Regions from separate parts of the Mus musculus genome. Here region 1 is linked to region 2. The links are chromatin loops, found by intact Hi-C in ENCODE. Cell type or tissue: heart. All regions are shown on one strand. Links, peaks and the distances in the headings refer to the core of each region. The heading gives the core; the rest is flanking DNA.

Evidence for each region. A loop is a pair of places that touch in the nucleus more often than their neighbours do. Peaks named below come from ENCODE experiments on the same cell type or tissue, not always from the same donor. Only the 100,000 strongest peaks of a DNase experiment are listed, where the experiment ranks them.
Region 1: it touches region 2 in a loop (2.2-fold over the local background); 1 of 42 quality-filtered maps calls a loop at or near these places.

The regions. Positions count from the first base shown.
Region 1 is chr3:108,444,293-108,447,172 of GRCm38, forward strand. Sars (seryl-aminoacyl-tRNA synthetase) reads right to left here and starts at 967. Exons shown (of 11, transcript NM_001204979.1): 1 at 705-967. The coding sequence starts at 840. In heart, for the core only: CTCF peaks have their summits at 949 (motif pointing right) and 1,953; DNase peaks (open chromatin) are centred at 519 and 959; H3K4me3 peaks cover 1,603 bases; H3K27ac peaks cover 1,559 bases.
Region 2 is chr3:108,651,877-108,654,787 of GRCm38, forward strand. Clcc1 (chloride channel CLIC-like 1) reads left to right here and starts at 2,037. Exons shown (of 12, transcript NM_145543.2): 1 at 2,037-2,104. In heart, for the core only: a CTCF peak has its summit at 1,222 (motif pointing left); a DNase peak (open chromatin) is centred at 2,025; H3K4me3 peaks cover 1,534 bases; H3K27ac peaks cover 699 bases.

The sequences.
Region 1 (2,880 bases), core at 1-2,500, 210 kb before region 2:
TTTCCTGAATGACGATGGGTCACTTCTACGCTGCCAACGTCTTTTCCAGAAAACTACCACAAATCACAACCATCCTCAGTAATTACAAGCTTTTTCTTGCCTTACAGCACCCCTCCGTCCTATCTGATCTAGCACGGAAAAGCCTGATTCTTAAAGGTATGCCTTCAGGGTTGGAGAAGTGGCCACCCCAAATTTCAGGGTCACTGCATTTAGTCAAGAGTAGCCTCCAAAGTCCCCAGATGGTTCGACTGGGGTGGAGTAATCCTAGGGTGCTGCAGAAGTCACTCAGTCTGAGAGAGCAGCCTTTGATCCCTGCAAAACCCGGAGGACTACGCTGGGTTTGCTAAAGACGAATAAAACACTGAGAATGACCAAAATGTATAGAAAATTAATTCCCAGCCCGCCCCCCAAGTAAAACTCCAGCTCTGGCTTGCTGTAGCTACGCAAGGGCCTGACAGCTCTCCCTGCGCGTGCGTGCGTGCAGCTCCTTCCTAAAGCACTGGCGGCAGTCAGCATAGAGCACGCGCGGGGAGGGACCCAGGCCGCGGGAGCTGCAGGGAGAGGGGGACAAGCCCGGTTCCCAGCTTGTTCTACGGACAAGCCGGTAGAGCCGGCCAGTCGCGGGAGCATCTGACAAAAGCTGTAAGCTGTGACCTCTGAAGCCATGAGGGATTCAAGGGATACTGCGAGCTCCTGGTACTTACATCGTCGCCACTCACTGTCTGCTTTCACCAGCTGGTCCACCAGCCCCGGGTCCTTGAAGCGCTTCTCCTGCGTCTCTCGAATGAGGGCTGGGTCCCCTCCTTTATCCACCCGAAACAAATCCAGGTCCAGCACCATCCTTCTACCTCACCAGTTAACACTAAGAGAGGACTGTAAGCGGCGGGTGGACGATGCACTGCGCCTGCGCGCTGACCTGGTCTCACTGCGCAGGCACCCGGCAGCCCGGGAGGGGGCGGCGCCTAGCTCGCCGGAAGCCGCAGTGTTAGGCAGGGTCCAGAGGGAGTGGTGAGAAGTGAAAAGGGCGTGGTAGCCTTATGCGGGTTGTTTCTCTGCTGAACTCCTTACTGAAAGGCCTTCTGATCGCCCCCCACTGAAATCGTGAATGCCTCAGGTTCCTCTGGTTGAAGGGAGTATCTCGGTGTGGACCGAAGCTGACTTGGAAGACAATGCACTTTGCAGATGCCAGTTTTCCTCTATCTTGATTACAGAGCACACACCCAGTTACCTACCCTCAAGATTCTCGAGCCCTGGGGCTTTTTGTTTTGATACAGGGTCTCACAGTGTAGCTCTGACTAGCAACTATGTAAACCTGGCCAGCCTCAAACAAAATGTTGGGATTAAAGATGTGTGCCATTTCATCCTTTATTTTTCTTTTTATACTAGCCCTACCCCCTTCCTCCCGCAACAAACCTTTGCCAAGCCCCCCTGAGATAAAAGGACAAGGTTAGAGACCCTGATGGACTTAATAAACAGAGACACTGGAGGGAGGCTAGGAGGCAGGATAATCTGAGCTTGTCCCCTCCCGGTCTCCTGCAGCTTTGGCTACAGTTTTGTGTTGAAAACCAGGGGAAGAAGGGTTGGGTGTCAGAAGACAGTCCATGAGATGAGCACACCTCTCTTCTCACATATCCCTCACCCAAATCCAATAGACCTTTGCAAGAAGTTGTAGCTTATATTTACGATTGAAACTATTCTATGTTTATGTAATTTGAGCATTGCCAGGCTATTCTATCAACACGTTCAAGTTATTCTTTTTGTCTGTTTGTTTGTTTTGTTTGTTGAGATAGAATCTATAGGCCTGGCTGTCCTGGAGCTCACTATGTAGACCAGGCTGGCTTCAGACAGAGATGCCTGCCTCTTCCTGGGGAGTCTCTGGTATCAAAGGGGTGTGCCACCAAGCCCAACCTACACACACCTGTTACTCTTAAAGTGAGAAGACCTCATTTGAAATTACCTCTCTTGGCCAGATGTGGTAGTGCATGTCCATGTGCATCCCTTGTGAGTGGGAGCAGCGGGTGCATGAGTTCAGGGCCAGCATGTCTCCAAAAAACCCAAACCTAGTCAGGCTTAGTAGTAGGTGCCTTTTATATCACATCGGAGGTAGAGAGCTCTGTAAAGTCAAGGCCAGCCTGTTCTAAATACCGAACTCCAAGCCAGCCAGAGCTGTGTAGTGAGAATCTGTCTCAAAAACCAAACACACATACAACCAAACCAAAAACCTACTGCTCTCACACAGTAGAAAACATTAACTAACACGGAACCCACAAACCTGCTCTCCCCTTCCTGTGTCTTCTCCTAAAAAGAACACTTTCCTGAGTATCTAGCAATCGGACGGCTGGAAAATGGAAAGCAGCCAAGAGAAGTTATAATAATAAATGTTAAGGATAGAGAGCTGCAGTCTTTGCAGAAAATACTTGAAGACTGTCATCAAAGTGTTGGGGGTCACTGAACCCCTGAGAGGGTAAGATCCGTGTAATCTAAGGTATGAAAACAATGGCAGGTGCTTTGAGAGGTGGGGCCTAAGGAGTGCATCAGTCCTTTATAGTGTAATTCCAGAAATCACTTTGAAATTCTGGCCTCTCAAAAACAAACAAAACAAACTCCAGGGTTTTTTTTTTCTATTAGTTTTATTATTGTTTATAAATACCTCTCTTTGGGCTGGAGAGATGGCTCAGCAGATAAGACCGATGGCTTCTCTTTTAGAGGACCAAGGTTCAATTCCCAGCACCCAGGTGGCAGCTCACAACTCTGTGTTACTCCAGTTCCGGTGGATCTGGCACCCTCAAACAGACGTGCATGCAGACAAACCCCACCAGTGCATATGAAATAAAAATAAATTATTTACTGGGCAGTGATGGCTTACTAATTTAATCCCAG
Region 2 (2,911 bases), core at 107-2,606:
CAAGAACTGATGTGGAAAGTGGGTCAGGAGGAGGGGGAAGGGGACAAAAGAGGGTTATAATAAGTGGGTTTGATCAAAATACATTATAAACATGAAAATACGATGAAACCATTATCTATAATTAATGCATGCTATTAAAAAGAAGAGTGGAGACTCAGCTAATATAAGTTTAATTAGGGTTGGTTACGTGAGCAAAGGTGAAAGGTTATTTACAGTATAGATTGGCAACTTAATTAGTTGCTATACCATTGAAGAAAATACCTCCTCTCCTCAAGCAATCATTAACTGCCCATAGCCCTGTTCCATGTTCACATGTCATGTTCACAACGTCAAGACAGATACTGCCTTGTAACAGTTCTTAGCTACTAGTGAGTTCATGTCGTGCCAGGGAGACAAGAGTCCACAACACGCCTACCTTTCTACCCTTCCTCTGGCTCTCAGATTCTACCATTACCACCCCCACCCCCCAACCCACCAAATGATGTTCTTTGAGTTTTGGAAGGAGCAAGTTAGATGTTTCATTTAGGGCTGAGCATTCAAGCCACTTATTCTCAGCACTTTGAGCAGTTATGAGTCTCTGTATTAAGCACTACTACTGCAAAATGAAGCTTCTTTGCCCAAAGCTGAAGGCAGTACTAATGTTTGGGTAAACATAAATATTTGGAAGGCTGCTTGATATGTATGATACATTTAGTCAGCAAAAGAACAGTAGCTTCCCCCCTAGGGCATTGACCTCCCAGACGCAGATTTGATCAGGTCTACTGTGCCGGACATGAATCCCCTCCTATGGAGTGGGCCTCAAATCAAGCTGGAAAGAAGATGGCTACCCACTTAACAGTTTGCCACTATTGCAAATGTGGGTACATCTTGCCTGGGAGGGCAGCCGGGTAACATACAAGGTCACAGCAGGGCAAGACTGCTGGTGACTTCTTCCATAAGGCATCCTTATGTTATGAAAGCTAACCTTCCAGAGTAAGCATTCAGTCCAGTTCCATCTTGACTTCTGTACACACATGGTTGCTACAGCAGTAGGATCTTATCATCTACATCTGAAAGGCTACCAGCCACAGTAGCAATGGGGCTGGAGAAGTGGCTTAGCTGTTAAAAGAACTCAAGTTCGGTTTCCAGCAACCGAGTTTTGTGGCTCAAGATCACCGATAACTCTGCATCTCAGGTACCTGATGCTCTGCTGGCAACTGCAGCTCTGACCTCTGCTGGCAACTGCATTCATATGCAGAAACACAATCAGAATTAAAAAGAAAATACGTGTTGGTGCCACAATTATCTGGGACTTCCTATCTAGGGGGATCCAACCCCCTCTTCTGACCCCTGTATGTACTAGACACGCACGTGGAACACATACTATATGAAGCAAAGCACTCATACATATGAAATAAATCTAAAACGACTACAAATCTTAAAAAGTTGTAAATGATGTATGTATACCCAAGAATACCAAATTAAATACTAACAGTGTCTCATTGCCAGTTAGTTTTTGTATTCATTTCTGGGGTGGGGTTCCTCTTTGGACACTTTGGAAACTGCAAAGCCAGAAGTTGAAGATAAACACAAAACAAACCTTACGTCCAAACTCCCATTTGCCTCCCTCACTATATATAGTACTAGTTAACCATTATCTTCCACTTAGAAAGTTATGTTCGAAGTAGATCTCTCTCTCTATCTCTCTCTCTCTCCTTCTCTCCCTCCCTCCCCCCTCTTTCTTTCTCTCTCTCTCTCTCTCTCTCTCTCTCTCTTTTTCTTTCTTTCTTTCTTTCTTTCTTTCTTTCTTTCTTTCTTTCTTTCTTTCTTTCTTTCTTTCTTTCTTTCTTTCTTTCTTTCTTTCTTTTCTTTCCTTATTTACTTATTACTTATTTACTTATTTAGACGTACTTGGCTCCTTTAGCCACGACCGTCTGAACTGAACTGGTGGTTGGGTAATTGAAAAGCCCTTACTTCAGAGCAGAGGAGCGCGGCCTGGTCCCGCCCCCGCCTCCGCCCCCGCGGCGCAGCCAATCAGCAACGCGCGCGGGAAGGCCGCACAGCTGCGGGCCGAGCGAGTCGATGAGTCCGCTCGGGACTCCAGTCCGAGTGCACCGTGTTTGAGGTAGGCGGCTCGGCGTCTTCCGCGGCCGGGCTGGCCCGGGTCCCTCTGAAAGAGCAGGCAGGACCCTCGACGTGAGTGGGCGCTCTTCGGTGTGTCGGGGCGGCCCGCGGGTCTGCGTGGGAGGCGGCGCGGCAGCGTGAGAGGTGCCGGGGCCTGGGCCCGTGGCGATTCCCTGTTCCGTCTTACGCGGGTAGACAGCGCCCGCCAGTCATTCCCCTTGTCTCGGCTAACCCTGCGAATATACCGAGCGGCCCACCCTGGGGCAAGAGCATCCTTGCTTGTGTTATCTGAAACCTTGGCAGAATCTGCAACAAATACTGACGGCCAAAAAATTATATATATATATTGGATTTGTTGGAGTAATGGTATGAAACTCCAAATTTAATTTGAGTATATTAAGTTAGTTGATGCTGTAAGTCTGTGGGTTTATAATTAGGTGCAAAACGTCAGGTTTTCTCCATGATACTGATTATAAAAGTGCTCTTCTCAGCGTTGTCTGGGCACATATTGGAAATGAAAATTGTCTGGTGGGCGGTGGGCACCCTTTAATCCCAGCACTCCGGAGGCAAAGGCAGGCGGATCTCTGAGTTCGAGGCCTGCCTGGTCTACAGCGTTTCCAGGATACACCGAGAAACCTCGTTTCGAAAAACAAACAAACAAACAAACAGAAAAAAACAACCTCAATTGCCAGGAAAGGACAAGAACACGCGTGAGCTAAATAGCGACTTCCCGCTTCTAAGATAACCGAGAATTTGACTTCCCTTAACCCGGTTAGTCCTGCTTGGCTGGTTGGTTAGACCTCTGATT